4 separate regions of the Homo sapiens genome follow, and regions 1, 3 and 4 are each linked to region 2. The links are chromatin contacts, found by Hi-C or POLR2A ChIA-PET in ENCODE. All regions are on one chromosome and are shown on one strand. The core of a region is the stretch at or near the end of the contact, and the rest is flanking DNA. Distances in the headings are between cores, read along the strand shown.

Region 1 (2,700 bases), core at 1-2,500, 1.2 Mb before region 2:
CATCCCTGAGGCCCCAGCTCAGGACACTCCACTGAGGTCCCCATCATAGCCCCCTGGCAGAATTGACTGCCTCTGTGCTCCCTGCGTAGCGCATTTATATCTATTCTGCACAGATCTTGTTCTTTTACACAGTAGTCCCCCTTATCTATAGTAGATACCTTCCAAGCCCCCCAGTGGATACCTGAAACGGTGGACAAAACTGAACCCTGTATCTACTACGTTTTTTCCTATACATACATACCTATGATATAGTTTAACTTTATCAATTAGGCACAGTAAGAGATGAACAACAATAATAAAATAACAGCAATTATAACAATATGCCAGCATTGCTAAGCTTGCACTTTGGGGCCATTACTAAGTAAAATAAGGGTTACTTCAATACCGCCACGGTCGATCCGATCACCAAGCTAGCTACTAAGTGACTAAGGGCGGCTACTAGAGATAGGAGGCTGACCTTGGACAAAGGGGCATTCCGGTCCCAGGAATCAAGATTTCATCCTGCTACGCAGAATGGCCGGAAACTTAAAACTTAGGACTTCTGTATTTCTGGAATTTTCCATTTAATAGTTATGGACAAGAGCTGACCACAGGTAACTGAAATCGCGGATAAAGGGGGCTACTATCCGCAGTTCTCTAGTACTTGGGAGTTTCTTGCGACACTCATTTCTGCAACCGAGTGTCTCTCAACAAATCAAACTGTTCGGAATGTTTGGAATATTTTAAACGAAAGAATGCATTCAACAGGCAGTGCCCAACTCCCCAAGTTGGGATTCTCTCCTTGGATCAGTCTCTCCTGTTTACCCCCCTCCTCTCACCACCGGCTGCAGGGGGACCTCTCACTCCTTTCCTTCCCAGTCCAAATGCTGGGCGGTGGAGAGCCGCACTCGCGACAGACACCAGAACGCACCTTCGATAGCACATTCCTGCCCCACCTGCCCCTCAGCACCCGCTGCAGCCCCGACGAGGGTGGGGGTGGGAGGCAGCAATCCTTCAGGTCCTCGGCAGCCCTGCGGGCCTACCTTGTCCCCTTTGCTTAGGACCTGCCAAGGCCACGTCTCTACGCTTCCGAACAGCGAGTTCTTGATCATGCCCAACATGTTGTAGCCGAGACGCTCCCGACGCACGGGAGGACGTGAGGTGGCGGGGGCGACGGAGCACCACGGGCAGCGACCACCGGCGGCAGGGCGGCAGGGCGGCAGGGCGGCAGGGCGGCAGGGTGGCAGGGCGGCAAGGCGGCGGGACGGCGAGGCGGCGAGGCGAGAGGCGGGGCTAGAGGCAGGGGCCAGAGGGCGTGGCTAGAGGGCGGGGCGGCAATTCAGCCCGGCGGTGAGGCAAGGGGGCGGGACGGCGAGGTGAAGGGGCGGAGAGAGAGGGCGGGGCGGCGAGGCGAGGGGGCGGAGAGAGGGCGGGTCAGTGATGCGAAGGGCGGGCAGCAGGGCAGCAGTGCAGCAGTGCAGCAGTGCGGTGAGGCGAGGGTGCGAGGCGGCTAAGCAAGGGATGGGCCCGCCGTGGCGAGCCGCTGGGCCGTGTTCCGCCTCCTTTCGGGCTTTCCGCGGGTGTCTGGGGAGGGAACCCGGCCGCGGGCCTCAGGCCGTCCCCCTCCGCAGACCCCTTCTCTTATTCTGAGTCTAACCTATCCGCTGGGGCCCTGGAAAGCGATTCTCGCCTGGAGTGGCTTTAGGCAGCGGTGGTGGGGAACGTCCTCTCTCAGGTGCCTGGGCTCCAACCTCCGAGCCCCGGGTTGCTCACGCTTCTCCGGTCCTCTACCCGAAGGCTCGATCCCGCTGGTACAGCGGCGGCCAGGCTCCCTGTCTTGGTAGCTGTCCCTCTACCCCCGCCCCATGACCTCTTCTAGACCATTGAAAGAGCATCCAAACCACTTTCCTGCTGCCACTCTTTCCTACCATCCCTCTAAATCACAGTTTCCAGGTGACTTTTCTAAGCATGGCTTTTCTCGTTCACTCCTGTTCAAAAATCTTCTCACCAATTTTGTCACCATTTACTCAGCTGAGTGCCTGCTTTCTGTCAAGTATTTTACCAATAAATCTCTACTCCACACCACCGACAAGAAATATTTTGGAGCCATTTAAAAAGGAGGAAACGGAAGCTTCTGCCGCTGCCTGATCCTCCATTGCTCCGAGCCGCGCGGGTGCAGCGGGCTGTGGAGCCGCGGGCCGAGCCCCGCCGGAGCGCCCGAGAGCCCGCGCGTCCCGGGCGTCCGTCGGGGTCCGAGGTCCCTCCCTCAGGGAGTCCCCGCTCGGCAGCGCTCTCGCGTTTCACGCAGCGGCCGGGGATCTGGGACAGGCGGGGCCCCGAGGCCGAGCCTGGCGCTGCCCAGCGGCCGGTGCAGGCCTCAAGCTGGGCCGGGCGGAGGGGAACCGGCGAGTTGAAGCCCCGGGGCCGAAAGCCGGAGCCTGTGGCGGCCGCGGGGGTGGGGAGGGGGGTGGGGCGGCTTCTTGGGCAGCGCCACACGGCGGCGCAGTGATGGATGTTAACAGCAGCGGCCACCCGGACCTCTACGGGCGCCTCTGCTCTTTCCTCCTGCCGGAGGTGGGGGGCAGGCTGCCCGACCTGAGCCCCGACGGTGGCGCCGAACCGGTCGCGGTCTCCGGGACGCCGCATCTGCTGAGCGGGGGCCCCCGAGGTGACGGCCAGCCCGGCGCCCACCTGGGACGCAACCCCGGGCAATGCCTCCGG
Region 2 (2,700 bases), core at 115-2,614:
CCCAAAGAAAAGTAGATCATTACACCAAAGGACACATGCACTGGTATGTTCATCACTGTGCTATTCACAATAGCAAAGACATGGAATCAACCTAGGTGCCCATCAATGGTGGATCAGATAAAGAAAATGTGGTACATATACACCATGGAATGAATACTACACAGCCATGAAAAAGAATGAAATCATGTCCTTTGCAGCAACATGGTTGGAGCTGGAGGTCATTATCCTGAGTGAATTAATGCAGGAACAGAAAACCAAATACCACTTGTTCTCACTTATTGGTGGGAACTAAACATTGAGCACACACGGACAAACATGGACACTGTGGACTACTAGAGAGGGGAGGCAAGGGAAGAGTGGTGTGTGAGTTGAAAAACTACCTATTGGCTACTATGCTCACAACCTGGGTTCAAACCTGCACATGCACCCTCCACATTTAAAATAAAAGTTAAAATTTAAAAATTAAATAATGCAAACATATAGGAAGAAGGAGGAGGAGGAGGAAGAGGAAGAAGAGGAGGAGGAAGAGGAGGAAGAAAAAGAAGGAGAAGGAGGAGGAGGAGGAGAAGAAGCCACCGCCTAAGGCCACTGGGCTTGCTGACCTGCCCCAGAGCAAGAGAAGGAGCACCAAGGAGCAGGACTCAGGGGTATAGCTCGATGGGGGAGGGGCACAGATGATTCCCTTGGGTCTCTGTTTCCTGAGGCATGCAGAAGATGGATTCTACAATTTGCTGCAGACCCTCAGTAGGGAACCTTGGAGGACAGATGTCCTCAATACCAATGCCAACAGAGCACCTGGGATGGAGCCTTATCAGGAGCATCTAAAGTCATTCCCAGTACTACCAGTGGCAAACCACTACCCTTCAAGCAACCAGCCAGACAGTGAGAATGATTAAAAGAAACGTGGGGAGGTGCCACCATCTGCATCCCTCAGCCTTGTTCCTGACTCAGTCTCAGGGAGGTAAGCAATGGAGGAAGGAGGGAGATGGAAAGAGCAGGTGATGACAGCCACCCTGTTGACCTAAAGAAAGAAATAAAGGCACAATTAACATAGAGAGTTTATTTGCGCCAAGGTTGAGGATGGCTACCTGGGACACACATTTAAGCTGCCTTGAGGAGTGCTTCTATTTAGTCTTTGTTACAAGCAGGTTTTTAAAGGCAAAAGGGGAGAAGGAGTGGGCAGATACAAAGTTGTTAGACAGGAATTCTCACTGATTTATGGAATTAACATTGGTTAGTGATTGGCTTTACGTTGTTGAACTACAGTGTATGAGTTATGATGTCCAGTGCAATGCATTTTATGGCTACTTGGCATCAGTTACTCTAGAGCCCACAGAGCAGGTGGCTTTAAGATGAAATGATTTAGCTCAAAGGGAAGTGAAACATGACTGCTGTCACACACTGTCACAATTCAATGCTTCACTGGGCCTGATAATTAAAGAGGGTTCACTCCCTTCCTCTAGGCCCCTGAAACCTGAACTGGAGAGAGGAGTGAGAGAGCTTTGAATTAAGCATCAGACAGATGTTTGTTATGATTTGAATGTATGCATCCCTCCAAAATTCATATGTTAGCAGCTAATACACAAGGTGATGGTATTAGAAAGTGGGGCCATCGGAGGGTGATTAAGTCATAAGGACTTCACCTTTATGAATGAGATTTTGTGCTTACAAAAGGGCTTGAGGAAGTGAGTTTGCCCCTTCTTCTCTTCTGCTATGTGAGGACATAGAGTTTGTCCTCATCAAAAGATGCAGCAACAGGGCACCATCTTGAAAGCAGAGAGAGAAATTTTACCAGACATCAAATCTGAGAGATTTGTTTGGTGTTACGTATAGATGATGTCTGGTAATTAATGAGACAACAGAATGTTGTAGGATTTGCTGTCTTGGCTACTGTAACTCATACTACACATCTACAAGACTGTTGTTTAAATAAAATGTAGATAATTAATTCTCAATTTGCTTATAAACTGAGTAATGTTGTACTATAATGTGAACCCAAGAACATGTTGGAAAACATCCACTGAAAAATATATAACACTAAGAAAATTGCTGTGATAACAAACCTACAATTCTGGCCAAATAGAGCAGATATGTTGTTATTTGTGGTAAATCTAATAAAGCAGGTTATTTGAGCTTATTTGTGTTGCTACTGTAGAAAGTAGAATCTCCACTCTCTCAAAAATGTTTAACCAGTATATACAAAGTAATTCGTCACCAAAAGCAACTGTCTTATTTTAATATTCAAATTTTCTGCTTGTTTCTCCTTTACTAAATTTAAAACTCTTTATTGAATACATTCTCAGAGCAATTCTACTTTCTACCAAATCTGCCAGCAACTTGGTCTTGGACTTCCCAGCCTCCAGAACTGCGAAAAATATATTTCTTTTTCCGTTTTTCTTTTTTCTTCTTTCTTTTTTGAGATGGAGTCTTGCTCTGTCAGCAAGCTGGAGTGCAGTGGCGTGATCTCGGCTCACTGCAACCTCCACCTCCTGGGTTCAAGCGATTCTCCTGCCTCAGCTTCCCGAATAACTGGGACTACAGGCACGTGACACTATCCCCAGCTAATTTGTGTATTTTTTAGTAGAGATGGGGTTTCACCATGTTGGCCAGGATGGCCTCAATCTCTTGACCTTGTGATCTGCCTGCCTCTGCCTCCCAAAGTGCTGCGATTACAGGCATGAGCCACTGCGCCTGCCCATA
Region 3 (2,700 bases), core at 1-2,500, 1.6 Mb before region 2:
CCGTCACCACCCAGGTGGCCTCGCTGCTTACACCAAAGGCGAACTGGGGATAATGGGAACAGTCAGGCCAGGGCCCCACTTGGCAGGCGTGTTGTGTAACAGTCGCGCCTGGAAGTGAGCAGCTTCGCCCGCAAAGGTGCCGCGTCCCGCGGCGGCCGCTCCTCTCGGCGGGGCCCGGTCCAAGCGCCGCGCAGCGGCCGGGAGCGCACCCACTGCGACCCCGCGCCCGGCCGCACGCCCCCTTCCCGCTCCGGCCAGCCTCCGGCCAGGCCTACACCCCCGCTTCAAACGCTCCTGCGGCCCCCGGCCGCGGTCGCCCCCACGCCGCCTCCCGAAAGGGTGGCCGGTACGCCCGGGAAGGCAGAGACGGCGGGGCTGGAGCGCGGCGCCCGGCACCGGGAGTCGGGGCGCGCTGCGGAGCGTCCATGCGGCCGGGCGGGAGGGCGCCCCGGGCCCCGCACCCTCCCGCCCGCACACCCCGCGCGGCCCGCCAAGGCCACTTACTTTTGGGGCCGCCGACCTCCCAATTCCCTCAGAGGGAAACGAAAGTTGTCACGGCGTCTCCCCTCGGGCCCCCCTCGCCTCCCGGACTTGCGAGGCGCCGCCGCGGAGCCGAGAGGGCGGCTGCGCTCCCGCTCGCGTCCCGTCCCGTCGCTCTCCTCCTCCTCTTCTTTTCAGTATATTATCTTCTCCTTCTCTGAGGGGTGGGTTGGGGCGGGAGGCTTAGGAAGAGAGGAGACGCTCGCAACTTTTCTTCACTCTTTCTCTTCCACCCTCCCCCCCATCAGCCTTCAAAAAAAATGTCGAAAGAGATGAAGAACTTAGGGAGGTAAAGGTGGGGGGCCGCGTTGTGAAAGTGGGGGTTGGGGGGGAGAGAGAGGTGGTAATAATCGTTTAAAAACTGATTAAAGCCCCCCAAACACTGATACATAGAAAGAGGGGGAAAGGCGGGGGGGTGGGGTGGGGGGTTGGGGGAAAGAGAAAGAGTCGCTGGTCAGGAAACTTCAAGCGCGGATGAGGTCATTGGTTTAAAAATAAAGAGATGGCGTCACTTGAAACCAATCCCAGTGAATGAACTCAGCGGAGCCCCGGGGAAAGGAGGAGACAGGCGAGGGCAGGGCGGTGGGCGCCGGGCGGGGCCGCGCGCTCGCCCATCCCGCGGCCGCCCGAGCCCGGAGCGCGGCTCCGCGCCTCGTTCCGGCCGCTCGGGGAGGGGTCAGGTCATGTTCCCTTCCAGAGTCCGGCGACTCTGAGGCAGGTTCCGCGGGCGCCGCTGGGAGGAGCCGGAGCTGCCGGAGGAGGCGGCCCCGCGGCCTCCTCCCCCACCTCTCCCTCCTCCTCCTCCTCCTCCCGCGCCCGCGCGCCCGCCCCCTACCCCCGGGCTCGCGGCCCCGACCCCCGGGCCGGGGTGTCCGCCTCCAGTGCTGCGCCCCAACAGGTATCGGAGGGTTTTCTCCCTCACCCAGACGCAGAACCTTTCCCTCCTCCTTGAGCTGTTTCCAGCTGCCTCACCAACGTCAAAAAACGCAAACACTGATTTGAGAGAATTACACTCGCTCTGTAAAAAGTCTGGCGAATGCAAAAGGCAAGGCTCTGCCATCTCTCAGGAGAGAAGTTACAGGTACTTCAAGAAAAATCACACTACTGTTGTCAGGCATTCAGCTATCTATATGTTTATGGTTGAAAGCCCCCACATAAATGTTCCTACATTACTTTACTTTGCTTATATTTACAAATACAAGGATAAGCAGCCTACATTTTCTTTAAAAATGTTTTCTACAGGAGGCAGCGCAGAAACATCTTTAAATAAGACCAGGGGTTAACCGCCTCTTGAGAGGTACAAAACCCTTGTTGATTTAACTCCACATACCTCGTGCATTTTATTATTTGAATTCATTAAAATGTCTGTTTTGAGATGACATTATGCACTTTGGAAAACGAGAGACCTGAGGTGGTGACAAACCAGGACTTGGAATCACTGAATAGGACAATCGGAGCTTTATTCCAATGTTCTTTGAGCATTTGAGCATGAAGCTGCTTCTACTGAGAAGTACTCACGTGGATATCACATAACAAAGATGTGATTAATGACGGAAAAGCACCCTGCGAGTGGACTGCTCCATGAGCCAGAATTTATGTGTAGGAATAATCTAACTCTTCAAATATTCCATTTACAATGTGCCGGATTGGGACACTAGACCCTAAAGGCACTGTTTGCTGTGGGATATCCATGTGCACCCTGCCTAAAGCACGTTTTTCCACTAGCAAAAGAACTGATAAGCAGGTTTGGGTGGGTTCGAAAGATAATACACCCCTGTTACTACTTTTCTGCCTTTAAGTCCTGCAACTAAAGGCATTCCTTATGATTGGTAATCATTGAAGGTTAGTGTTGCGGGGTATGGCCCTGGGAACTTCTGGCCCATCTTTTATAGGAGGGAAAAAAAAAGCCCATTTGAAGATGGGAGGCACCCTAGCACCTCTGGCAGTAGTAGGTAAAGCCTGAAGGCCACAGATGGAGAAGCAACTTTGAGCCTGTGCCTCTGGCCTCTTGAAGACTTTGCTAGGGGAAGCAAATCTCTCCCACTGCTCCCTGTCCTCTGGTGGCCAGGAGGTGTTACTGCAGCTTCCTTGGGATTATTTGTGCTCTACCAGGAAACCCCTAAAAATCTAACTGTAGACCTTTGTTGGAGGTGTTGGGAT
Region 4 (2,700 bases), core at 177-2,676, 1.1 Mb before region 2:
TCAGTAAAAGCCAAGGCACAGTCACCTTTAACAAAATGTACAGATTGCAGGCCAGATTTATGGGACCTCCTGCAGATTGAGGCAATGGATTAAGTGTACTTTATACTTCTCAGGTACATATTAGCAACCAGACGCTCCCATATTCCCTCTGTGTCTCTCCTGGAAAACCACTGATAAAGAACAATAATAAAATTTATTCTAAGCCATGACTGGCTTTTTCTGTCATGTTCACATCCACTTCTTTGTCATCTATTCACTTGGGGCTGCTTCTGAATTAGGGAAGCTGCCTGAACCCACACTCCGATGGCTCTTCAGAACCACCAGCTCAGCTCTGCAGTCCCAGAAGTGCCTCTTAAGTTATCCTGTTCTTTCCTTTGAGATCCTAACTTCCAGCTGGTCAACAACATACCACATTGCTCCCTGTGTTGGAGTGTATGTACGTGTGTGTGTGTTTGTGTATGTGCTAGTTTGCTGGCTAATTGCAAGCTTCATTTTTCTCTCCTGAGAAAGGCAAGATATCTGAGAATGAACACCATTTGTTTTTTTAAGTAATCCTTAGAGCTGAAAGTTGGGAGGCTGGTCGTTTCTGAATGTAGGTCAAATGCTAAACAAGCCGCAACTTCTCTGCAGAGTGTGAGAGTCTTCCTGGTCTGGAAGGATCCCTGAAGATTCTGCTGGATTCTCTGAGACGAGAAAGAGCTTGACTGTGTGTTGTCCTTCCCAGTTCCAGATCAGAGCTGCCTTCCAGCAGGACCTTGGGGATGCCCCACTGTTCTCTGGCATAGAGCTTGATGTCTGCTCTTTCAGCTCACTGGGGTGACACACAGCTCTATTGTTGCCACCGCTACTGGGCCTTTACCAGGCTCCAGATTTTGGCAACGGGAATAATGCAGATGAAAGGAAAAAAGGAGAGGCATAGGGAGCCCTGGGAACAGAAAGGAGAAGGAAGATGATGAGACAAGGGAAGAAGAAATGGAAGTTTTAATGAAGGAAGATGAAAAGGTAATAGGCCAAGGTATGGACATACCAGTTTTATCTATGAAAACTGGGCTGAGTGACACATTTTCATTCCATTTTGTAGAACCCTATAGTGCATTTCCAAGCTCTTTACTGTGACCATGTGAAATACATGAAATTGATGAGTTAGTGTAACCTGTGTTACAAATCCAGCAGTAAAGATATGTGTATGAGATGTTCATGAGATTTCAAAATCACTGTACCTACCTCCTGGGTGAGGCAAACATTTTGAGTCAGTTGAGAGGGATCGCTCATTCACTCTTGCAGCGGGAAGGCAGAGAAGTTTCAGTTTATCTTCTGTTCTGTCTCAATCAGTTGGGTAGAATGAGTGTTTAGCGTGAGGATGAATCAGGTCCCCTCTTGCCAGCAGAGGGGTAAGGTGGTGTGTGGTGGATTGGAGAGGATGTCCTGAGGGCCAGACACCAGCCAGGGCGGGGTTGGGTGACCCGTGGGGTTTATTCTGTGATGTCACAACGGCAGTCAGGGGTCTCCCTGTTGCTCCCTCAGCCTCCTCCCATAAGGATTGGGGGGGGTCATGCTGGGTACCTACCAGTGGCTGGATGTCTTCTGAGGTCGTCCAGATCAGTGCTTATCTTATTGTGCATAAGATTCACCTGGGGAACTTAGTCAAGTGCAGATCCTGACTTAGTCAAGTGCAGAGTCTGGGATGGCTCTCACGTGAGTCCAGCCAGACCACACTGAGTTGTGAGACTCTAGACCAGTGCTGTCAAAGCAAAATGCAATGTGGGCAGCATATGTCATTTAAAATTTTCTGGTAGCCACATTAAAAAAAGTAAATTGGACACACATACTGTGATACAGCAATCATATGTTATACAATACTATGTTTAAAATGTAGCCCTCCCCACACAATAAAGTTGGGTTTAATGAAAAATATTTTATACTACTTTCATTTTAAAATTAAAATTTAGTGAATTCAAATTACATAAAATTAGAAATTCAGTTGCTCAGTTGCACTATCCATATCATAAGGGCTCCACAGCCACACATGGCAAGTAGCTACTGTATTGGATGGCACAACTCAAGGCCATTCCCTGAAAAGGTAACAATGTACAGAAATTACCATTCTAAAGGGCTAGTATCTGGAAACCCAGCAAACATTCACTAACATCATTTTAATGAATACATAATTAGTGTTTGGGGACTGTTAATATGGAGGCATAACTCTCGGAGACTGGAAGAGGGCCTCATCCAGGATTCCAGCTAACAGTCTGGATGGGGCCCTCTGCCCTGTGAAACCTGTCACACTCAGTCCTCCTCTGAGCTTTTGCCAGGGTTCCCCTCACTGGGATCCCTTCCTTCTCCTTGCTGCCCTGCCTAAATCTTACACAACCTCAGGGCACATGATTCCAGTCTCACTACCTTGTGGCTCTAGCCCTCCTTACTCCCCATTTCCTCTTTGCTCATACAGCATGCCTGCTTTGCTTTTGGTGTGTTAGTCTGTTTCTCTCGTGAAATTCTAAGCTGCTTGAGGACAGAATCTGGTTTTTTACTTCTATCGTGCTTAATATAGTGCCAAGGGCATAGTAGCTGCTCAAGAAATATTTATTATTTTATTTAATGACCTAAACTACCTAAGGAAGTATCTAAGAGAGAACATCGGATCTCGAAGTGCCAATAACTTCCCCAATGGAACAACATGCCTTATTTTTGGCACATCTT

Evidence for each region. A loop is a pair of places that touch in the nucleus more often than their neighbours do. ChIA-PET counts read pairs that join two places held with the same protein, here RNA polymerase II (POLR2A). Pooled maps may share reads with other maps.
Region 1: a loop to region 2 is called in a map with no recorded cell type, with 15 times the contacts of the local background. The contact joins the promoter of HEBP1 here to the enhancer-like site in region 2. A Hi-C loop is called at or near these places in 3 of 168 maps with a recorded cell type or tissue (HepG2, IMR-90 and PC-9), 1 of 37 single-sample maps with no recorded cell type and 3 of 50 pooled maps.
Region 3: a loop to region 2 is called in a pooled map, with 2.5 times the contacts of the local background. The contact joins the promoter of DUSP16 here to the enhancer-like site in region 2. A Hi-C loop is called at or near these places in 1 of 50 pooled maps. POLR2A ChIA-PET finds 5 or more read pairs at or near these places in 2 of 52 experiments (HEK293 and activated B cell).
Region 4: a loop to region 2 is called in a pooled map, with 4 times the contacts of the local background. The contact joins the promoter of GSG1 here to the enhancer-like site in region 2. A Hi-C loop is called at or near these places in 5 of 168 maps with a recorded cell type or tissue (CD4-positive, alpha-beta T cell, CD8-positive, alpha-beta T cell, PC-9 and 2 more), 3 of 37 single-sample maps with no recorded cell type and 11 of 50 pooled maps. POLR2A ChIA-PET finds 5 or more read pairs at or near these places in 1 of 52 experiments (activated CD8-positive, alpha-beta memory T cell).

The regions. Positions count from the first base shown.
Region 1 is chr12:12,999,015-13,001,714 of GRCh38, forward strand. It overlaps HEBP1 (heme binding protein 1), which reads right to left and starts at 1,251. Exons shown (of 4, transcript NM_015987.5): 1 at 1,023-1,251. The coding sequence starts at 1,100. The region is part of intron 2 of GPRC5D-AS1 (GPRC5D and HEBP1 antisense RNA 1); the gene reads left to right. It also overlaps the pseudogene HTR7P1. RefSeq lists silencers at 1,116-1,265, 1,316-1,435, 2,196-2,345.
Region 2 is chr12:14,155,912-14,158,611 of GRCh38, forward strand. No RefSeq gene overlaps it. Among named protein-coding and RNA genes, the nearest start is that of GRIN2B, 180 kb to the left of the region's middle. Within about 2 kb of position 1,365, at least 2 of the 41 ENCODE cell types and tissues checked have a DNase peak (open chromatin) inside an H3K27ac peak, as active enhancers do.
Region 3 is chr12:12,561,613-12,564,312 of GRCh38, forward strand. It overlaps DUSP16 (dual specificity phosphatase 16), which reads right to left and starts at 1,251. Exons shown (of 7, transcript NM_030640.3): 1 at 505-1,251. RefSeq lists silencers at 151-350, 371-490, 521-600, 1,051-1,560.
Region 4 is chr12:13,102,241-13,104,940 of GRCh38, forward strand. GSG1 (germ cell associated 1) reads right to left here and starts at 1,427. Exons shown (of 7, transcript NM_001080555.4): 1 at 1,225-1,427. The coding sequence starts at 1,272. LOC105369666 (a long non-coding RNA gene) reads left to right here. Exons shown (of 2, transcript XR_931369.3): 2 at 1-206.